Regions from separate parts of the Homo sapiens genome. Here region 1 is linked to region 2. The links are chromatin loops, found by intact Hi-C in ENCODE. Cell type or tissue: GM12878. All regions are shown on one strand. Links, peaks and the distances in the headings refer to the core of each region. The heading gives the core; the rest is flanking DNA. Region 1 overlaps KIF6 (kinesin family member 6). Region 2 overlaps KIF6 (kinesin family member 6).

Region 1 (11,989 bases), core at 2,594-10,593, 250 kb after region 2:
GCAGGGCACTGGTTAGGTGACAGCCATGTGGGCCCCACAGCCTTTGCTCTACAGAGGCCCAGAGGGCCCCTTTTGGCTTTGGTGAATGCTTGGAAATTTCAACATCATCTTCTTTAGGATTCCTAGTCCAGCCAAGGGCATGGAACAGGCTGGCTGTGGGCATTCTGTGGGCTGACCCTGGAGAGTGGGTATATAGCTCCTCACACCTAGCAGGCAAGCTGCAAATGCCATATGGGATTGGGGCACAGGTCATGGATTTCGGTTATTAAAGGGCAGACTTCACAGGCCAGCACCAGGGGAAGACACTAAGACTGTCTCTCAGCCCCAGCCCCAGATCTGAAAGGCATTCATGGAAAAGAGCAACACCTTCAAATACCAACGACGAGTCAATACAGACTTCAATAATCTGCCCTGTGGCTTCCTTCATTATTGGAATCACTTACAGAGGAAAGAGCACCAGCTTTGAAATCGGACAGAGCCAGTTCTCCCACTAGCTCTGCTTACCAGCAGTGCCATCCTGGGCGATTACTTCCTCTATCAAAGCTCAGTTTCCCCACTTGGAGTGGGAGTTGTAGATTATACAAGACAATACATATGAAGTTCCTAACCCATGTAGCAGCTGTGCGATGGTTATGGTTATTCAGATTTTATCAAGCACCTACAAGGGCCCGATGCAGGCAGTTTCAACCTTACAGAGAGTGTGCTTTCCTGGTTGCAAACCCCTGAAGCCCTATTTACTTTTATCACAGTGGCTCCCAAATGTCTGGAAAGCAGGCAGGCATGTAGGGGACGTGCTGGCTCCTACACACCATCCTATCTAAACTTCTGTAGGGCCTGTATTCTCAGTAACTTCTGCACAGAGTACTTGCATTGAAACTGGGCTTGAAGCCATAAGCAGTGTTTCTTAACAAGGGGTGAGCATTGGAATCACCAGGGGACCCTATTGACAAATTTTAACTCAGTAGGTCTGGAGTAGGGCCCAGCTGTCTGTGTGCTTTTACAAGCTCCTTAAGTGATTCTGATGTGCACCCCCAGTTGAGAACCATTGAACCAAAAAAACTATTCTGCACATTTCAAATATCAGATAACTGCGTGGGAGAGAGAGCGTTTGAGAGGAGGGCATGGGGAAGTGGGACAAGGAGTTGCAGAGATCTTTCCAGTAGAAATTATGTCAGGAAGGAGGGGGTCCACATCTTGACTGGCCTTCCCAGCAAGAGCCCCTCTGGTCCTTGCACGGCTAATTCCAAAACACCCGTGACTTCAGAGATAAGGTCAGCCTGGGACTGTGCGTCTGTGCGTCCTCCCAACTTGAAGCTTCAGTTACTGTTTGACTGCTCAGGGCTTCTTCCTGTGTGCCATTCAGACCTACAGCCACTGAGTGAAACCCTTCTCTTGCTTTTGTACTGCTTTGGAGGCAGCTGCCTCCCCACAGATGAACAGTGTGACCTCGCAGGCCACTCGGCACTGTGAGCTCCTGTGCTGCTGTCCCAGCCAGAATCCTGTCCTTGAAAGGAGGGCTCCCTGTGCCTCCTGTCAGGTGATGGGAGGCTCTGTCCCTGGCCAGAGTCCCCGTGGGGATGGAGACCTACAAAACTCAAATGCCCTTTGTAGTTACTCCCTCTTCTTCTGTTCTTGCTCAGTGGCTTTTATTTGGTTCCCTTTGAGTTCCCAGCCCCTATTTCTCTTCAGAGGTTACTGATGAGCCAAGCCTCAGAACATATCAGAAGCAGCCAGAGGCTGTCTCCTGGTGAGGCTGCAATGCATTTCACCAAGCAGACATCACCTTGGGCAGCAGGCCCATTTGGTTGTCATGACAACGTGGGTAGTTTGTGTCGTGGAGTGTGCTGTGCCCTCATTCTGGCTTCCCAAGGTCCCTTGCCCCAGCTTTCTTTCCCAGACCCTTTCAACAGACTCCCGGCTTCCTGGCGCCACCTCCACATTAACTGTTGTTCAATTTGGAGTAGCTTTGTCTTGATCAGCAAAAAAAAAAAAAATGCTCAACTTAGCTTTCAAAGGAATAGATCGAGCCCATTCCTCTCCTCAAAATACTCCCATCTCTCTCAAAGCCAGTGTCCTTACCATGGCTCCCAAGATCCTCCAGGGTCTGGCCTCAGTTTCTTCACTGACTTCAGCTCCCACCACGATTTCCCTTCCCAACCGCTCCTGGCCTTCTCATTGTTGTTAGATGCAGCAAGCAGGCTCACACCTCAGGCCTTTTGCACTTACTGTTGCACATTCTGTGCCCCGATTTCTGCATGCCTGTTCCCTTCCTCCATTCAGGTCACTGCTCAAATGTCCCCCCACTTAGAGGCCCTCACCCACCCTACCTAGCATGGCAGTCTTCCACCCTGTCATCCTGTCTTTTTACCCAGCTTTGTCTTTCCTCATAGCACCTTCCGATCCCCAGCATGATGTTGCAGACTCAATTGTTTGTGGTTTTAGTGTCTGTCTTCCCCACTGGAATCCCCCTAGAACAGGGGCAGGCACATAGTCAATGCTCGATAAACATTTGTTAAATAAGCGGATGAGTGACTAGACTTGGATCCAAAGCCTGGCGCTGCTATTTGGTAGCTTTGTGGCATCGCACAAGCCACCCAGTCACCCTAAGCCTTGGTCTTCCTGATTGTGAAGCAGAGGTGATCATGTCTGCCAGCTGAGGTGGTGAGAATGAAAGTGGTGTTGCGCAGGGAATGGGCTCAAGCGACTCCCCAGATGGCGTTGATGTTATCATTCTGTGCTTGTGTCAGCTGCATTCAGAATGTGCTCCTTGCCTAAGGCTCCCGAGCACCCCACACACTTCCAGGGCACCTGAGACTCTGTGACCTGCCAGGGAACCTGCAAGATGCCCAAGGAAAAGACAACCAGTCATGGGCTGAGGCAAGAGCCTGCCTCCTACAGAGGGGCTCTGCGTTCACATGGGGTGACCGCAGCCTTTAAATGGAAAAGCAGGCCGCCCTGGCCGTCCCCCCTACCTTCTGCTGTCTGTTCACCAAGGCCTGGAGACTGCCTCTTCTGGCCGGGTGAGATGGCCCTGTGTGAGTCCAGCAGCCCTTCCTCCGCCCGCCTCCAGCAGTCTCTCACGTACTGGGCTTGCAGCAGGACGTCTAGCCAGTCACCGCAGAGTGGGGCTTCACTGAATTTCTTGGGGGTGTCCTTGGGGTGGGGACAAAAGTGTTAAAAGGAGGAAGGAAATTCACAGTGTTACTTTTTTAGCAGGCTGGAAGATACCTGGGCCCATTTCTGAAACTTTTTAAAAAGGAATTGTTTGTCCATTGAAAGTCCTACCATTGTCGGTTTCATATTAAGATACTTCCTTCAGTTTATCATGTCTGATGACTTTCAAAGAAGGCAAGGCCAGCAAACATGCGAGGCACTGAGTCACCCTCATGGAGTGACTCATGGAGTCTGAACACAGCACTGGGGGAAGACACTAAGAGCAGGAGGACCCCAATCTCTGCCCTTGAGGGCTTCCTGTGCCTGAGACTTGGGGGGCTGTGGGTGATGTGGACAGGCGGGCTGCCTCATCTGAGCCAATAAATTGCACCAACACAGATGACAGTGTGGACTTCAGGTGGGATGTTGATGGTATCTGCATGTCCTGTGTTTAGATAATGAAATAAGACACTTGCTCTGCCTGTCGATTTAAAGTTGGCAATTGACATAAGGAAAAGGGGGGTCAATGGCACCTGGAAGATGACAGACAGAATCGTGATCCAGTTAGCATAGTTATCAGTAAGCTAATGACACAAAAGACACAGGTAACAAATGGGTAAGGGAGTCAAAGGGGAAGAATAATGGCGTGACAGAATAAGGACCTCTCAGCAGACTAGGCTGCCAATAAATGTGAAGTGTTGCCTTTGGGATCAAAAGGACAATCACACTGAAACAGGACGCATTTTAACAATCACTTATTTTTAAAAAATGCAAGTTTTAAAACTGACCACAAGCTTAATAGGGGCCAACCACGACAGAGCTGCTAAAAATCATAAGCAGTGTTGGGGAGGCTGTCTGGTAGAAACATTTAGCTCCTTGGAATCAGAAAAAAACAAATGGGTTCACATCCCAGCTCTGCTATTTAGTAGCTATGTAACCTTGAGTTATCCATGGCCCTCTCTGAGACCAAGAATCTAGCTGAAAGAAGATGGCAATGCCATCCTTGAAGGGTTATTTTGAGAATTAGCAATAGGGTACATGGAGGACCTAGCCCAGTGCCTAGTAGAATTTGGCAGAACTTAGAACATAGAAAGTCCCCAGTAAATGGTCATTGTTAGTAATTCACCTACTACAAAAATATAGAGCTTAAATTTTTAAAAGGTAAGAGGAGCCCTACTCTACTCTATACCTTTCAGACCCATGGAAGTATTATGTCAAGACCTAGCCTTCACACTTAAGATAAATGGGAAAGTAACCAGGTCACTGAGACTTCAGGTGAGGGATTGAGCAGGAGTCAGTCTAAGAAAAAAAAGGGGGCTGGGCGCGGTGGCTCACACCTGTAATCCCAACACTTTAGGAGGCCGAGGTGGGTGGATCATGAGGTCAAGAGATCGAGACCATCCTGGCCAACATGGTGAAACCCCATCTCTACTAAAAATACAAAAATTAGCTGGGCGTGGTGGTGTGCACCATACCACTACCACACCACCCTGGGATGGACTACATCCCAGCTACTCAGGAGGCTGAGGCAGGAGAATCGCTTGAACCTGGGAGGCAGAGGTTGCAGTCAGTGGAGATCGCGCTGCTGCACTCTAGCCTGGTGACAGTGCGAGACTCCATCTCAAAAAAAAAAAAAAGTTCCAGACACATGTGATATTTTGATGTTGTTGTTCAGATATTTAAGGGACCATCAGATTAAGAAGAAAGATATGCTACACTGCTCCAAAGAGCCAAAGTAGAGGTGAAAAGAAGTTAGCGGGAAATGTCTTGGCTCAAAAGTAGGAGGAAACAGAGCTGTCCGCCATGAAATGCACTACCCTGCAAAGTAGTGAGCTCCTCATCCCTGCAAGTATTTGAGCAGAAAGCAGATGACCCTCTGTCAGAAATGTTATACGAGGGATTTTTGAATCCAAGTTTCCTGAAGTTAGCCACATAACTTGGGCAGTTTACCCTCTTTGAACCTCAATATCCTTATCTGTAAAATGGGCATAATAACACTTACCACAAATAAATGCTATAAGGATTCAGTCTGAGCATGTCTGGAAGCACATGGACTGTAGCAGAGTCTTCCCTACATAGAGTAAAAAGCAGGGCTGTACGACTTCTAGGATGTTGTCTGTGGAGCTCAGAAAAGCAGGGCAACCACGAAGAGACTCCTAGAAGAATAAAAAGTCCCCACACTCTGGGCTAGGAGACAGCCAGCTTCAGATGAGCACACTAGCCAGAGCAGGCAACCAGGCACCAGTGGCAGTCATGTGGGGGAAGACAGAGGTCGGCATCAGCAGGGACGCAGACACACGCAGCAGCTGATCCCTGCTGACGTGCTCAGCCCTCCCCTGGGCCTCATGATGGTCCCATCGCCAAGGCTTGGGCTCATCCCTGGTTGTGAATTAACATGGCCTGCGTTCATCAGGCTTGAGAACCACTGCTGCAGAGGGAGTGAAAAACAGGAGACACGATTCTGAGGCTGGAAATTAAGCACCTCCACTTGTGCAGAGAAAGATGTCAGATGGTTTAGAGAGGTTTCCTTTTTTTGTGAAGGGCTTTTGTTTTTGTTTATCTGTTTGTTTTTGTTTGTTTGTTTGAGATGGAGTTTCTCTCTTGTTGCCCAAGCTGGAGTGCAATGGCATGATCTCGGCTCACTGCAACCTCCGCCTCCCATGTTCAAGCAATTCTCCTGCCTCAGCCTCCCGAGTAGCTGGGATTATAGGCGCCCGCCACCACGCCCAGCTAATTTTTGTATTTTTAGTAGAGACGGGGTTTGACCATGTTGGCCAGGCCAGTCTCGAACTCCTAACCTCAGGTGATCCTCCTGCCTCGGCTTCCCAAAGTGCTGGGATTACAAGCGTGAGCCACTGTGCCTGGCCCTGAAGGGCTCTTTATCAGAGGATGGGGAAATGCTATTTTGCGTCTTCCCTGGAAACTCAACAGGAAATGAATGAGCTCAATAGTAAAAGGATTAGTAGACACAGAGGAAGATTCCCTTCCAGTGACAGATGTTGGCAGTGGGAGGGACAGCAGAGGGACAATAACCCTGGAAGCTGCTCCTCTCAGGGCTTTCAGCTGAGCAGAGGTTGCCACCAAGAGGCCCCAGAAGGAACTCACAGAGGCTCCTTTCTTCTTGGGGTGCCCTTGAACTCTGTCATCTGCCCAAATATCACACTCTTCCTTTTACCCTTCTTTCTCACCATCCCATTGGCACCTTCCTTCTACAGGAATCTCGGAAAACATGGCCGTGCCTCTGATGCCAGACCAGCAGGAGGAGAAGCTGCGATCACAACTGGAGGAAGAAAAGAGAAGGTGCCCTTCCTTTTAGCCACACACAGTCCGAGCCCAGCCTCCCAGGGTCTCAGTGTCGTCCTGGAGCTTCCCAGGGCTGCAGCTACTCAGGGATGTGGGTCCAGCAGCTGGATCCTAGAACAGCAGGAGGAGGAGGGGCTGCCTTTGAGCAGGCAGGTGTGAAAGGCAGGACCCCAGGCAGTGTGAGGTTAGAATGCAGAACAAGCCAAGCCAGGCCCGGGAAGCAGCTGGGCTTGTCCACTGCTGCCACCTACGGGAGCCAAGAAATATGACCACGGTGGTTTTCCGCGTGCCTATGGCTGAAGTCCACTTCCCTCCGAGTCCTGAGAACGTCATACTCTCACGCAGCCGCAGGCATTTGGGGTCTCCAAACGACTTCACTTACAGAGTGAGGAGCCTCAAGCATAAACAGGCATGTAGCCATTCCTGATATACAGCATGGTCACCGAATCTTGCTCCACATGCTGATCAAGCTGCATCCACTCATTCATTGATGCATTTAGCACATGTGTGCTATCTCCTCCATGCCATGGGTAGGCTCTGGAGAGACTACAGTCATCTTCCCTGCCTCAAGGAGCTGGTGGTGTCACTGCAGCACACTCCCTGCCCCACCCCAACCCCCAGCTGACCTGGCATGCACCACCGCCCCTGCCCCCCGACGCACACCCAGGAGATCAAAGCCCCAGGCGCTGGTCTTCAGGTCGCTCCTGGCAGATGTGCAGGTGTCTTCCTACAGAAGTCTACCTGAGCACACACGCTGCTGTCGCTCTCCACTCCCTTGGGGCCCTCGCCAGTCGTCCACCTTCTCCCTCGCTCTGTTCATTTTCCTTAGTTTCTTTCCAACACCCCCCGCTTTTTTTTTTTTTTTTTTTTTTGAGATGGAGCCTCACTTTGTTTCCCAGGCTGCAGTGCAGTGGTGTGATCTTGGCTCACTGCAAACTCCATCTCCCGGGTTCAAGCAGTTCTCGTGCCTCAGCCTCTTGAGTAGCTGGGATTACAGCCACGCACCACAACACCCAGCTAATTGTGTATTTTTAGTAGAAACACGGTTTCACCATGTAGGCTCAGGTTGGTCTCAAACTCCTGACCTCAGGTGATCCACCCGCCTCAGCCTCCCAAAGTGCTGGGATTACAGGTGTGAACCACCACACCCAGCCTCCAACCCATTCTTCTTGTGTCTCTACTCCATCTTCATCTTGTCCCCTTGGCCCACATTTCCAATCTCAGTGTCACCTTAGAGGCCAACTTATCTCTTCGGCCTGGCTATTGGACTGTTTCCTATTGGACAATTTCTGATTCATTATAGCATTCTCAAAACCAATATATGTATGCGTTCATAAGCACAGTGTTACTTTTGGTCCTCAGCATGAAGGTGAGCCAGCGGAATGGTGAGGCAGTTAAGACTGTGGTTCTAGAACCAGACCACCTGGGTTCAAATCCTGGCTCCTCAGTTATCTCTGTCCCATAGAGCAAGTTATATAACCTCTTCATACCTGTCTCAGGTTCCGAATCTGTAAAATGGAGGTGATAATCATAGTATCTCCTTCATAGGGTTGTGAGGAGAATTAAATGAGTTTATATATGTTGAGTGCCTGCAGCAATGCTTATCCCTTAGTAAGTGCTCAGCAAATGGCAGTTCTCATTCTTGGGGGAGAGGCTATTCATCTCACACACAGATTCCCATGGGCCTACTGGACCAAAATGTCTCCGTCTGCTTCTCTGTGATGGACTCAAACCCTGGTGCCATAGCCTGGCCTCCGAAGCTCCTATAGGGTCCCAGTCCCTGAGCACCAGGGCAGCTCTGACGGGATTCTGAGGCACGGGCCCCATTCATTTACAGCCCTGCATCCATGCCGTGCTTTCAAGACAGCAGTGCCCTGACTCTTCCCCGATTCCACCGCAGGTATAAAACAATGTTCACTCGCCTGAAAGCCCTGAAGGTGGAGATCGAGCACTTGCAGCTGCTCATGGACAAAGCCAAGGTGAAGCTACAGAAAGAGTTTGAAGTCTGGTGGGCAGAGGAGGCCACCAACCTGCAGGTATGGCCTGGGGAACATCAGGGAAGCTGGGGAGGGGCCAGTCATGCAGCCCCACTGGGGCTGTCAAGAGACACAGTGGGGGCTTTGACCCACAGGCCCCCATGGTCTCAGCCCCTGCTCATGAAGCAGGTGCTCACTGTAGTAACAAGGATGACAAAAGGGCAGGGGTTCATTGTTTCCTTGCTGTCATGCCTAAAATTCTGCCTGATTAATGGAAAAATTAGGGATAAAAGATGCAGCTCCCAAAAATCAGTGGGTTTGCCACCAATGCTTTGTGTGATATTCTCCACTGATTTCCTACTGACATTTATTGTTTTTCTTATCATAGTCATATATATGTGAATATGAATTATAGAAATTTTACTAGGCAGAAAAACACAAAGAAGAAAGTAAAAATCACCATAATTCCTCTACTTAAATGTAATTGATATTAACATGTTTGATTATATTCTTTTACCTTGATTTCTATGCATATATATCCATATGTTTTTGTACAAATAGAATCAGGCTGGGCACGGTGGCTCATGCCTGTAATCCCAGCACTTCAGAAGGCTGATCACCTGAGCCCAGGAGTTCAAGACCAGCCTGGTTAACATGGCAAGACCCTGTCTCTACCAAAATGAACATAAAAATAATTAGCCAGGCTAATTATGTGGTAGTATGTGCCTATAGTCTCAGCTACCTGGGAGTCTGAGATGGGCAGAGTGCTTGAGCCTGGGAGGTCGAGGCTGCAGTGAGCAGTGATAGACCCACTGCACTCCAGCCTGGGTGACTGAGCAAGGCCCTGTCTCAAAATAATAATAATAATAATAATAAATCACATAGCTGTTCAAGTATCGCAAATGGCTTTTAAAAATTAATTGTATAGCATGGCTACTTTTTCATGTTATTATCCTACAGCGTTGTTTTAATGGCTGTTACTGTTCCATCATGTAAATATGTTTTAATCTCCTATCGCTGAATATTTAGGTTGTTTCTAGTTTTTTACTCAAAACATATTTGCAGATAATTTTTTGCATATTTCCTAGACAAATTCTTAGAAGTTTTCTGTTTGATGAAGGCTAAAATGACCTTTCCATAAGTGTTAGCACAAAATCCCAGTTTCAGTTTTCCTCATGTAACACCTCAGTTGTGGCACAGCGGAAGTGCTAAAATACGCACAATCAGATCCCTTTTCTGGCTGGCAGAATGCTTACTGATTATCTGACAGGCTGATCCCTTCATTTTAAGGACAAGAAAACTGAGAGCCAGAGAAGATGATTTGCCAAGGACATAGCCAAGCAATAACCAGTGTGATAGCAAGTGGCCACGCGGCAGGACAATGGAGAAGAATATTTGGATAAAATTAAATACACGAGATAACAAAGAAAACTAGTTAGAATGAAATACGGTTATCAAAATATTTTGAGTTATGGTATAGTAATACATGTACCACTTTTAAAACGCACTAATTAATAAGATCTAGGTGTAGGCCCAATATTTATCATAACTTCAAAGTCATGATGAAATGACACAATATTTCAAGATCTCTACACCAACTGTCAGGTGATATGAAAATATGCTTGATTTCCGTTGGTGACAAAGTCACAGGTATTGCTAATACTTTTGTGGTTTCTTGTCTGCATTTATCACTGAAAGAAATAATTTCAGGTAGCAGCTAGGGGAAATGCAGCTGTGATTGGCTCCCATCCACATTGGCAGAGCCCCTGGATTCTGTCTGTGGACTCCAGGTTAAGAGCCCTTCCTGGCAAGTTCATCAGTGAATGAGGCCTTCCCCAGCTGGTGCCCGAGGGAGTCCACCACTGACCGGTCGACAAGGGTCATACCAGCGAAACTCAGGAAGTGTCCAGGCAAAGCTGACACATTCAGACAGTGTATGACTTACAGAGACAGCGAAAGCCAGAGTAGGCAAGGGTGTCAGCTCCATGTGTCCCCTGCCCCACAGGATGTCACTGAAACAAAAGGGACCAGATGACAGCAAGGGGGATGGTGGGATACACTGGTACAGAGGGGCCAATTCCATGCTGCCCCTGAGCAGTTCTATAGCCTGCAGCTGTACCCTCAGTGGGCAGAGGCAGAAAGCTCCAAACCTCATTAGAACAAGAGAGGTGACAAGAAACTTCTAGGATAGCCTTCTGGGAGGATAGGGAAGCAAGTGGGAAATAACCTAGTAGCAACCACTCACAAGCTTCCTGTATGCACTCACGTTCCAGGAGGCTTACAGGGCATTCTGCCAAGACTTAGACCAGCTGTGATCTATGCCTTGCTCTTGAGGCCTATGTGGGGACATGCAGCTTGCAGAGCTGTTCCCCTACACAAAGTGCTCGGTGGATGTCTCCTGACTTTAGTAGGGGGTCTTTGGGACAAGGAGAAGCAAAACCAGAAAGTATTTTTGAAGAATGAAGATAACATTTTAAACAATTTTTTCCTATCTTTAAAAAGGAATACATGTTCAACGTGGAAAACTTGGAAAGCACAGGAAAGCATAAAGAATAAATTAAACATTACCCATAATTCTTTACCATCCCTAGACAATATGTTGAAGCCATCATTATGGTCATTACCATGTCTAGATTTGTTTTTGGCCATACACCTTGTGTACACTAACTTTTATAGCTGGCTTGTTCCCCTTAAGAATTACATCAAGGCCGGGTATGGTGGCTCATGCCTGTAATCCCAGCACTTTGGGAGGCCAAGGTGAGCAGATCAACTGAGGTCAGGAGTTCGAGACCAGCCTGGCCAACATGGCAAAACACCGTCTCTACTATAAATACAAAAATTTGCCGGGCATGATGGCGGGTGCCTATAATCCCAGCTACTCGGGAGGCTGAGGCAGGAGAATTGCTTGAACCCAGAAGGCAGAGGTTGCAGTGAGCTGAGATCGCGCCACTGCACTCCAGCCTGGGCAACAGAGCGAGACTCCATCTCAAAAAAAAAAAAAAAAAAGAATTACATCAAAAACATCTTCCTATGTCATTAGATTCAAGCTAACACTGTGAAACTCCTTCTGGGGCCAACAGGTAAATTCTCCAGCAGTGAATTCACTCGATCACACGAAGCCATTTCTCCAGACATCTGACTCCCAGCATGAATGGTCCCAACTCCTCTCTAACAAAAGGTAAGGTGAGAACTCACCGGAGGTGTTAGAGTTCCCAGAAAAGGCTCCCTACCTTTCTGTTTAACCTATTCCTGTGGCTCTCATGTCTCTTGATAAGCCATATGATCCAGCAGGATTAATTCCTTTTACTGTTTAATTAGTCGTAGATACTCAAGACAGTGGCTTTCAAGTTGGTTGGAGTGCACACCCCTTCAGTCCCTCACTCTGACAGCCAGTAGACCTACTGCCATGGTAACAAGAGACAAGAGGTTTCACAATCAAGCCCTGGTCCTGCCTCCTGAGTGGGAAGAAGGGATTGGCAGGAATGGAACAGGGTCATAGCATGGGAGAAGGGGGTTTGGGGGACAGTGGTGGTGGGACAGTGGGTAGCCCGCCTACT
Region 2 (11,989 bases), core at 1,465-9,464:
GGGTGTGTGTATCCACAGATAGTTCCTTTTGGGAACACCTGGATTAAATGAAATAAGGCAAGTGCCTGACGTACATTTAGTGCCCAATGAGTGTATGCACCACCTTTGAATTGTTTGCTGCTACCCCATCTCTCCCTTTTCCAAACTTGCACAAGAATAGTATTGTATCTGTCTTGGTCTTTCAAAGTGTATCATAGGTGACTTTGCCTTAGAGTTAGATAATTCGTTTTTGACTTCATGCTGACAAAGGCAGAACTCTCTTCTTTTCTCTCTCTCTCTTTTTATTTTATGTAGTTATTTTTTTTTTTTTAGAAAAGGCCTCGCTCCGTCTCCCAGACTGGAGGACAGTGGTACAATCATAGCTCACTGCAGCCTTGAATGCCTGGGCTCAAGCCATCCTCCCACCTCAGTGTCCAAAGTGCTGGGATTACAAGCTTGAGCCACTGCACCTAGCCCTTTTCTCACTTTTAATATACCATCTCATTATTTATTTTGTTACTTTATCTTCCAATATTACTTAACTTCTCTCACCTATAAGCCCCAGAATCTGTCGGTTTAGGAAGAATCATTACTTCCGTGTCTCTAGGGATTTAATTTAGCCAAACCTTCTTGAGCACTTCAGAAAAATCAGGGTGGAAATAAAGTTTAAGGAATAAAGGGAGTTTTTAAAAATAGAATACAACTCATCCATTTCAATTCAATTCAATTCAAATGCCTTTCTCTTTTCCAAGCATTTTTAATAAGCTCACTTAAGAGTCTTGTTGAAAAATAAATAAATTACACTTGTTTTCATTAAGAGAAAAGATCTTTTTCCATTTTTGCTGGTATTGTTGAAGGAAACAAAAAAGAGTCTAAAACTTGGCAAAGGAGGACATTATTAGTGACATATTGGTCACAGATGTGCTGGTAGAGCTACATTTTCTTCCTGCCATTAGGATTTTAAGTGCTCACAAATTACATATGAAAGTCCAGATAACTTTCTTACAAAAGGGAAAGATGAAAAAAATTATGATACTTGCAAAATCTTCATTTTTAAGATATTCTTAATAAGTTTTTATAAAAAAGAAAATTACACATGTCCATCTGCTAGTTTTTCTTTTAAAGGAAAAGTAGTGCTGGATGATGCCAACATTTACTTAGTGTCAACAATTCCAAATGTTTTAAACGAGTGAAGATACCTGAGATACTCTTTGGCAATACTTGTGAATAATAAGATTTCCTTTCCTTAACAATTCTTAAGAAAATCAAGAAGGCAAAATTTAAGAGGTAGAAAGGAACTCTCTTTAGTAACTTTATGACTCAAATCTGTAGGCCTGTGAAGCAGAGTATGAGGAGTTTAGCCAAATTTTGTTCCACTGCAGAAAGTCCTGAAAGGACTTTAGGGAGAGTATTGACAAGCCAACTCTGGAAACAGGGTTAGGATTCACCTGGGAGGAAACGGTGTTGGCATCAGGATGCCCATTAAGGTAGTTGTAATAGAGGAATGTAATTCCAGATCTAAGGCTCTGACTAAAAGGATGTAATGGAAGGAAAGGTATGTTGTAAATGAAAAAGGATCAAGAAATGGATTTGAGAGGCATTAAAATAATAATGGCAAGCTAAATCTTTATTATAAGACTTGAAAATTTTTTATTCACCTTGATGAGAAAACTCAATAGGGGAATAACTCCTAGAAGGATGACAGATGCCTCAATTTTCATCACGTTTAAGTTGGTAAGTGAACCAGTTTGAAATGTCATGTAAATTGAAAGTGATATGAAATTGAACAAAGGAATGAGTTCACTGCCTATGTAAGAAACTGAATCATGACACAGAAAAAATATGGCCTAGTTTCCTGATATGCAGATAGAAAATTATTATCTGTATTTTTAATTCAGAAAGAATATGCATTCTAAGATGATTTAGCGATCTGATTATTACAATGACAGGTGGCTTTAAATCAGGAGCTTGTAATATATTTTTCAGTCTCAAAGCTATTTGATAGTACTGTGAAGGGAATGTCAGTGTTTGATTCTAATCCAGTGCTGTCTGGTATCTTGTGTGTTATTTGCTTTTATAAGTTCAAGACGTCATACTATACAGCTTTTTAAAAGCCTGTAGGGAAGACTTCAAGTTCTTTTCATTCTCAGCAGTACCTTGTTTTCTTGCTTCCCATTTGCTTAGGAAAGTGACAATACTGGAGGATCCTGATCAGAACATTCACCTGAAAAACTTGACTCTCCATCAGGCAACCACAGAGGAAGAAGCTCTGAATTTGCTTTTTTTAGGAGACACCAACCGAATGATTGCAGAGGTAATAAACTTCTCTCTGCAAGCTGTTTCTTCAACATTATAAGATACAGTATCTGAAGCCAAGGCAGAAAAAAAAAAGATATAATAGAAGTTTAGGGCCAACAATGACCTTAAAAATAATCTCGTCCAAACCTCACATGCAGATAAAGAAACCCAGATCTAGATAAGTGAGGAGACTTTCCCAAGGTCACCCAGCTAGCTAATGAGCAGGAACAGAAATCTAGACCCCTGGATTCTCAATCCACTGCTTTTTCTACTTTAGTGTATCTACCTTTAAGTTTTTATTTTTATATTCTAAGTTGTATACAAATTGGTTTGTACATTAATGACAATGTATTACATGTCTTAATTGTAGGAAGTTTTGCATATTTTCTAAAATTTAAAAATACTCAGTCCATTTTTCCTAACCTGAAATCATCCATATGTTGGCATGTGTTTACATATCCATATGTTTTCATTTAGTTAGTGGGTTAATATGTATAAAGTACTTAGAACAATGCATTGAACATAGGGAGTATTCTATGCATTTGCAGCTATTGTTGGCATATCTGGTAACACCACTATAGTGTGTATATCTCAGTGCAATATTTGGAACATGCTTATATTTAAAATTATTCATTGTTAATCTGACATTCAAATTTAACTGAGTTCCTATTTTATCTGAGAATTCTATATAGGAGCTAGGATTGACCCAGCTTGGTCAGGGGCCCAAATTGTAACTGGTTTCTGATTGCAGATGGAGGGTTATGAAGCTCTCATCCAGCTACACTGTGGTGAAGGGAATGGGATGGTGGTGGTGGTGGTGGTGGTGTGGGAACAGTTCCCCAAATGAACAGCTTACTGTTTTCACTGGCATTTTCTTTTTAAACCACCCTTCCAGAGTTCTGTATTTTACCTTGTCTCTGATAACAAGTATTAGGTAGGCATAGTAAGCTGAAAGCATAAGTAGTCCGAGAAAAATCTCCGTCAAGGGACCTTTTATTCAGCCCCATGTCTGCCCTCTAGAATGCCCTGCCTTAGACGCAAGATAGACCAATGCAAACCAAATTCAGATACTGAAAGCATCGTATTGATATCTGTTATTATTTTGGGCCCTTAGTTTTTGTTTTTGTCACAGTTGTTTACCAGTTTTGCATCAATACTTTTCAATAGACTAGCTAACTTATATAGGTTGAGTTTATGTGCCATATATATGGATTTAAGGTCGCTTAAATTTTTACTTTTATTTGAAACAACATTCACGTAGTTTTAAATCTCAGAATATTTTGTTTTGCTTTACAAATTTGTATTTGTGCTCAGTACTCCAACATTTTGCCCATTTGATCTTTGTGATGCTCTTATTTGTCATAATAATCGAAGATTAAGGAATAAAGGTTGAGTAAGAATTTGGGCGTATGATGACAAAGGATTTAGCATGCTCCACTAAATCCTGTTCCTCCATATATAGTTTAATAAACAGCAAACGAGGAGATACAGAATAGAAATGGGTCCTGTCCACCAATGCTTATGAAAAAGAGAAAAGATAGATTCATAAACTTCTATAAGGAAAACAAGTAGAGGAGCCTGTTGCCGCCTCAGTGCTAACTGACTTTCTTTCGGAGGCGATCCATCCCTAGAGAAGTACAGGCCTCATCCTTGCCAATTACTTTCCCTCACCTTCAGTGGGTTATGGAAAGGCCCTTAACCTGTTCCACCATGATCTCCAGTAGCTTAAAAGCTTGGCCATTTGCTCTTTCAAAGTTATGCATGAACTTTAACTACATGGTTTCAGGCTGGGGTTTTGCAAAGTTTTAAGGAAATTCCTTTGTGAAACTTACCTGTCTTACCACCTTACAAAATTCCAAGTCTTTTTTAAAATTTTTCTTTTTAATTTTTTATTTTTTGAGACAGTCTCACTCTGTTGCCTAAGCTGGAGTGCCATGGTGTGTGTGATGGCTCACTGAAACCTCCATCTCCCGGGTTCAAGCCATTCTTGTGCCTCAGCCTGCCAAGTAGCTGGGACTGCAGTCATGCGCCACCACACCTGGCTAATTCTTTTGCATTTTTGGTAGAGACAGGGTTTCGCCATGTTAGCCAGGCTGGTCTGGAACTCCTGGCCTCAAGTGGCCTGACCACCTCAGCCTCCCAAATGCTGGAATTACAGGTGTGAGCCACCGCGCCCAGCCAGAATTCCAGGTCTTTTCCTATTACTTACTGATGAGTGTTTAATATTATAAATAGCTGAAACCTGAAGAAGGCTAATCCTAATAATGCTGGTTGTGCATTAATTTTTGTTTAATTTGTTTATTTTTCCTATGTAAAGCCTGTTTTATTTAAAAAACCAAGTCTAATAGGTTTTGGTTGCTTCTGTGCTTGCTTTTGTCTTTTCTTTGGTAATAATAATTACCATGTTACAATGACAGCCTGCTTAGTGTAAGTCTTTCCATTGTTGTAGACATGTTATATATATATTTCTAAATTATTTTAAAAGTATACCCAATATTTAGCACCTTAGTTTATACCTTGAAAGCAATGAAAGCAAATACATAAAAATATAAATGACAAGTAACTGTCAACCACTAGAAATTCCTTATTATTCACAGTCTTCTAAAAAAGCATGTTTTGGATTACAACCTGTCAGAATGCAATTTGTCAGCACAGAACGATCTTACCAGGATAAAAAGAACAAACGAATCATTTTTTTAAAAAACGAAGTTCCCAATTTCCCATTTACACAGAGGAATCCAGAAGTTGCCTTGGTAACCAGAAAACATTTGCAAAACAAAGTCTGAATATGTGGGACACAAAGTGGAGTGCTCTTTCCTTTCATGTTCTTTACCCATAGCCAGCATTTTAAGGAAAAGTTATTAAGAGTAGCTTCAGCCTCTTCTTATTTATTCAGAACTCTTAAGTAATTTCAGCAATCCTACCAATGTTTTGAATAAAACTTGATTATGTCCCTAGGATAAATTTTTTTTTAAGTTGAACTGCTGGGCCAAAGAGAATAAATATTATAAAAGCTGAACTGTGTGTGACCCAGCATCCAAGTCCACCAGTCGCAAGTATAACTTGATACTTTTTTTGTCTTATAGCTGAAATATTTCTATCAAGTCATCAAATCTAACTGAAGAAAGCAGCCTGCATTCAATGATCAGGCCATGCATAGTGCCATAGATAGGACCATTTGCCCCTACCTTGAAGGCATAGTCCTACCCATGGTCTAGGGCACTCTGTGCCCAAGTATGGTCCTAGGAAAACCTGTGTTAGAATACCCTGTGATAATTAAATGATGCAGTTTCTTGGATTACATTTCTGGTTGATGGATTCAGAATCTCTTCCATGTGGAGCCCAGGAATGTGCATTGTAGCATTTTAAATGTGCTCAGGCTAAATTTGGGAGCAGTCTGGGCTTTACCCTTAAGAAAGCTGGTTGAAACCCACTCCCAGAGGCAAAAAAAACCAAGCAGGTCTATATTCTGCACCCTTGTCAACACCACAACATTTGAAAATTCTGCCAATTTGGTAGACAAAAAAAGAAATCTTGTTTTAATTTGCATTTTGATTACCAAATACTTTTATATCTTCGTTGGCCATTTGCATTTCTGTTTTTGTTCATGTCTTCTGTTTGTTTCTCTCTTGAAGTGTTAGGTTAGGTCTGATTGATCCGTTGACCCCATGAGGGCTGGAACTTCATCCTATTCAGCAGTTTGTTGTACTGTGTACTGGCAGCTGTAGGAAGTGAATACTGTGTCCGAGTGGTCTAGCATATAATTTCTTATATAGGTATTACCTGGTGTAGTTATTGACCTGGATGGATTCTGGAGCAATAATATGCTGTATCTGGTATAAAACATTTGCTGTGAAACTGCTTGCAGGGGACCTTTGGTGAGAAAGGAACACTCGGTGCCGACTTTGGGAAAGTCCGGGGTCCCCTGGGTGGGCAGCTTGCTTTCTTTCCGCCTGGCTTCCTTTCCCACGTGAATGGTCAGGTGACTTCCTCCAGTCAGTGTTGGTTCTACTCTGTGGTTTCTTCACCATCTCCTGCCATCCCCGCCAAGTAGTGCTGAAGAGCATGAGCTTTGGAGACCTTCTTTTCTACCCCTGGCTCCACCCTTTGCCAAGTGTGTGTCCTTGGACAAGTCACTTAACTGGTCTAAACTGTACTTTCTAACCTGTAAAATGGGCATAATAATACCCACCTTCTAGGGATATAGAAACAATTGAATTAAATAACATTTGGACAGGCCCTGGAGTTCTTAGCTGGCAACTATTTAAAGACAAGACTTTCGTCTTGTTCATCTCTATTCTCTCAGCACCTGGCAACTAGTAGGTCATCAGTTACTGATTAACTGTTTTGTGGAATTCATGAGAGAGGAAGACCTGGTGATTTCAGGCAATAAGACCTCCAATGTCAGGCCCAGAATTGAAAGTGATTTTATGGTACACTGTGCCTATTAGTGAGTACTGAGAACATCACAGATGACTTCAACATTTTGTGTGTGTGTGTGATACTTCAAATCTTTTGAAAGAGGTTACTTTCCAAATAATTAGCCTATCAACAAAGTTTATGGGATTTATAAATAATTTCCCCAAGAGGGATTAGAGGTCTTTATACCTAATTCTTTGCTTGAAATAAAAGACATACAGACACTCCCCAACTTACAATTTTTCAGCTTTAAATGGTGCGAAAGTGATATGCATGCAGTAGAAACTGTACTTCAAGTTGTCATACAATGATTCTGTTTTTCACTTTCAGTACAGTCTTCAATAAATTATATGAGATATTCAACACTTCATTATAAAATAAGGTTTGTGCAAGATGATTTTGCCCAACTGTAGGCTAATATAAGTGTTCTGCGCACGTTGAAGGTAGGCTAGGCTAAGGTATGATGTTCAGTAGGTTAGGTGTATTAAATGCATTTTCAACTTATGGTATTTTCCATTTATGATGGGTTTGTGGGAACATAACCCCATGTCATAAACCGTGGAGCATGTGTACTAGATTTATCTGAGTTATGCTGATGTGCTTTGTAAGCTCTCAGGCTTTGCACATTAGCAAACTTTTGGAGTAAGTTGTATGACCTTGTGGAAGTGCAAATAATTGGGAGACAGGGTGTGAGTTGGGGTTAATAGGTTTATGTGAGTTATAGGAACAGCTGTTCTTGGACGTGTTGTCTAATAACATAAGGATAGGGCAGGAAGGAAGGAGTAGCTTTATTGTGTGATTGTGTTTGTTAACACAACTTTAAGCCCCAATCTCCTTGTGGGATGTGTGTGGAAAACAAGAGGATTTTGGTTTCAATTAGTTCCAAAATCATTAAAGGGATACTGACTAACACATCCTCACAAATTTTTGTTTGAAAGATATGTTAGTTATATATAATTAGCAAGTTTGTTATAAAATTTGTGAACCTGGTTAGAGCAAAATATACAACAGGCAAACTATATTTTGGCCTTGATCTTATTACAGTAAGAATAGCATGTTTAGCAGGGCGCAGTGGCTCTCACCTTTAATCCTAGCTGCTCAGAAGGCTGAGGCAGGAGGATTGCTTGAGCCCAGGAGTTTGAGGCCAGCCTGGGTAACATAGTGCGACTCCACCTCAAATAAATAAATAAATAAATAAATAAGAATAGCATTTTCTTCTTATTAGGCCCTGATAAGTAGCTAGAAGCCTTAGTAAAAGATATATTGACAATTCTAACCTCTTTTCTTATCTATTATACATACCTACTAGGTATAGAAGAAAAGAAACTTTAATTTTGAGCACTTACTATATGACAAGCATTTCTTTCTTGTTCTTATATTTTATATATGAAATACATGAGAAATATACAGTGTTCTTTAAATAGCACTTCTGTGTTATAACACAGTTTGCATTCTGATCTAACCTGATTTAATGGTATTACATGAACCATGAGATTTGTTCTAAAACATCGATTAAAATAAATGAGTGGTATGGAACAGCTATTATTAGAATTTTAAGATTTATATACTCCATATACATTATTAAAAGAATAGTCTTTTGGCTATAAAATTTAGTCCCAGAGTTTCTTCTGATCTTTAAAGTTCTCATCTCGAATTAAACATAGCATATGAAAGTCACTTTTACTCTATTCAGTATTATTGACATTCACCAACAACAGCAACAAAAAATGAAAGAGAGGAGAAAAAAGCCATCTTCAGTGAAACAAGGAAATAGCCATAACCTCAAACTATGAGAAAACCTGCCAAATACTATGAATTTGACTTATGGTGAGAGAGGGTGCTGAGAGCCAACTCATATGTCCTCCAACCTCAGGCAGGATAGAGTTTCCCTTTAAAGAAAGGGTCACAATTCTCAAATGCAAATCCAATGATCTTTTGGTTAGAGTGATGAGATCTGAAACACAGGCAAGTATGGAGGAAGACTCTGGGAATGTTATATAGATATTCATTCTAACTATAGAAGGTGGATCCAAAGAAGAAACCTTAAATACAAGCCATTTTTATGATCAGTGATGTAGGCTCATGCCAAAGAAGATGGCCTTTGGTGAGTGGGGTTCAGGGAGTTTGTTATTTAAGGGACTTAACTGTGAGCCATCCCAGACCTATTCATGTGAAATATTGAGGAAAGTTTATGCTCTTGAGGCTAAAGACATAACAGATGTAATGTAAAAGTATTCAGGATGTAAACCCAATATGAATATTTCCTCACCTATCCTCTAGGCTACTCTTTAGGAAAGGGATAGTCATGTTCAAAGATAAAATTATCAGAAAGAAAACATCCCACAACCTATTTATATATATGGAGTAGGTGTCAGGGCTAAGGAACATACATCTGAAGGCTGATTAAATCAGAGAGCACAGGGCTTGTTCTTCATAATCTTAAGTATGTTATTTAAAGACAATCTTTGTTTTTTAAAAAATAGCTTAATATTATAGAAGAGCCCAAAGAAAAAGATTACAAGACAAAGAAAAGCAAACTTGAAAAACTTCAGAAAATAAATGAAAGAGAAAAAGCCATTAAAGAGATTAAAGTGCCATTAGAAGTGAATAGAAAGGAAGAAGAAGAAGAGGAAGAGAAGATATAGGAGAAGGAGGAGGAGGGAAAAAGAAGAGGAAGAAACGTGACTGAAAAATAACTAAGTATATAAAAATTAATGAGAGAAGGTGTATCTAGAAAGAGAGACAAAGGAGCATCCAATTATGCATAGTTAGAAATCCTGAAGAAGGGGAGGGAACAAAGGCAACAGAAAAACTAGAGAAAAGTTTTCTGAAACTTGGAATTACTTGAATCTGCAGATGAAAAGGACGTAACTGAAAAAATTGGAAGAGCTCAAAGAAAAAATTGGAAGAGCTCAATTCCAAGACATCCTCTATTGAAGTTACTAAATTACAAAGCTAAAGAAAGAGACTTAAGGGCATCTAGTCAGAAAATACAAGTCAACTATAAGTGAAAATAAAATAGGTTGTTATGCCTACCACTGGACATCTGTGCTTCTAGAGTTCTTTCTTCGGCATCTGTACTCTGAGTGACATTGTCCTAAAATTTATGTCTGTTACTGATCTTGATGTCCAAACTCGAAGATTGCATTGAGTGCTATCCCAATAAAGTTTCACAGTATATATTTTTTTTCATTAGAACAAAATGATACAAATGGATATCTAAATTCTCCTTGGTGTGTTATCATTACCTGTGTCTTAATTGTTTATACACAGGATAGTAAAAGGTAATTTCAGCTTGTCTATAATCCCAAGGTATGTAGTATGTATAAAAAAGACAGTTTGAATAAACTGCTAAAATTCTTAGGATTGTTAGTTCTTTTAGCCCCATAATATTATTATTCCACTTATGTGAATAGTCAGACTTGGAAATTTTTAAGCGAAGGCTGAATTTTAATAGGAAGAGAAAAAAGAAAAAAATTCAAACTCAATTTAAAAGATGAAAAATGGACAGAGTAGACAATTATGATAAGTTACTGTTTTGATGGCTAAATTTAGCTTATAATTCTTTTTGCAATCAAGTGAAAAATACAGCAGGGGGTTGGGCAGACATTTTGGGTTATATAATTTTCATTGTTCAGAGAGCAAACCTTAATGCTTGTGGAGGATATGATGCTATCTAGCTCAAGAATGATGTGTAAGAATGATAATTGAATGTAGTTCCAATTAAAGATACAGGCAAAATTCCTTCTCAGTTTCCCATATGTACCACAATTTAGCCGACTTAGATTTTGATATAAATGTGTTTGACTTTAATTTGCCAAATCCTGGAGAAATGACCCTTAGGGAAGTAATCCAAATCCTGACATCCACAGAGGAAACTTCAACAGAACCACTAATTCTGACTTTGTTTTCCCAAAATTTTTGAGTCGGCCAATAGATCTTTGAGGATGTAAAAGTCAAAAATCCATCAAATTGATTCCAGACTTGTTAGGAGGGATACACAATAAAACATACTAGACCTATTCTTATCATAAAGGTGAATCATAATTATTAGAACATTCTTATTATATGTTCCAGATTGCTCCAAAGTTTGTTTTTAAATTTTAAATAAAATTGGTGTGTCTAGTCTATTTCTCTTTTACAAAACTACTTTGACAACATGCTGGATAAGAAAAAGACCTAGAATCCTGCAACTGGGGAAAATCATTTTGACTACTTTCCTAAAAGCCAGGTATCTTATAAACAGAAAAGTCAGAAAGAAAAATGAGAAGTTTAGGATCATTAATTCCAGTAGAGGAATATCCACTCAGGAATATTTTGTTGCTAGGCAGTGTGTTCTGAAACAACTCCAGAAAAGTTCAAGGTAGGTGTTTGTAGGGTCACGTGCTAAACCACTAGGTTTGGTCAGGTCTCACTTTTCCAGGCTGAGTTAGAGTACATCAAGGGCATAGCAAGCTTCCTAATTCAATTCATTTAATATGGGAAGAACTATATAAAGAATCACTTAACCAATAGGTAACAGATTCGGTAATTCTTCATTAAGGGTGAGGTTTAACCTGAAAGGCCAAGATGCCAACCCAGAAAACATTTAGAAAACCACATGGAAGTTAGCATTTTCAGTCTTCAACTCAGATAGAGCAAGTGAGCAGAGGAACAGATCAATTAGAGTATCAGTGTAGAAAGTGTTATCAGACAAGGAGAACTGAAGTGGAAAGCTGAATTCTAGATCCTGTGGTTGCTATTGTTGTTCTTAGTTGGTTTGTTTTAAGGAGTCTCAGGCATATGCTTTATAATGTCCTGTTCAATCGAAAAGAGATTTCCTTTATTTGATCTATTCTAGATTAGTGGAAATTCCTGTCGAGATATTTTACTCCAAGATAACAAAGTGATTGAAAAAAAGATTTTGGTACACAGGAATGGAATAAAAGGTATAAGTTATGGCAAGAAATAAGTAAGTGGTACCCTAGAAAATTTTTAATATGATATACAGAGGTTATTTGAATCATTGAAGGCTGCATTAACTGTCTATAATCATTTTTGAAGTGATTGAAAACATTAGTTTAACTAAAAGCAGAAAAAAATTAATTTTACAAACATCCACAAGAGCATATTATGTAAACCTCAAGAAATTATATTTCACTTATTGAATAGGAAGAGAAAAAAGAAAAAAATTCTTTTTTGCCCCCAAATCAGAATTATCATTACTAAAAATGGCTGGACACACACGCACACACACACACCCCCCACAAAAAAAAAATGCATCACCATTTATTTTCAAATTTCTCTTTCAGCA

Evidence for each region. Peaks named below come from ENCODE experiments on the same cell type or tissue, not always from the same donor. Only the 100,000 strongest peaks of a DNase experiment are listed, where the experiment ranks them.
Region 1: a loop joins it to region 2, with 3 times the contacts of the local background. A loop is called at or near these places in 2 of 110 quality-filtered maps.

The regions. Positions count from the first base shown.
Region 1 is chr6:39,356,898-39,368,886 of GRCh38, reverse strand. KIF6 (kinesin family member 6) reads left to right here. Exons shown (of 23, transcript NM_145027.6): 17 at 6,369-6,453; 18 at 8,357-8,492; 19 at 11,513-11,610. LOC107986594 (a long non-coding RNA gene) reads right to left here. Exons shown (of 4, transcript XR_001744111.2): 3 at 2,973-3,153. Among named protein-coding and RNA genes, the nearest start is that of KCNK16, 40 kb to the right of the region's middle. In GM12878, for the core only: CTCF peaks have their summits at 6,245 and 6,692 (motif pointing left); a DNase peak (open chromatin) is centred at 6,695.
Region 2 is chr6:39,603,493-39,615,481 of GRCh38, reverse strand. KIF6 (kinesin family member 6) reads left to right here. Exons shown (of 23, transcript NM_145027.6): 6 at 2,164-2,293. Among named protein-coding and RNA genes, the nearest start is that of KIF6, 120 kb to the left of the region's middle. In GM12878, for the core only: no CTCF peak of the experiment used is centred there; DNase peaks (open chromatin) are centred at 6,371 and 6,441.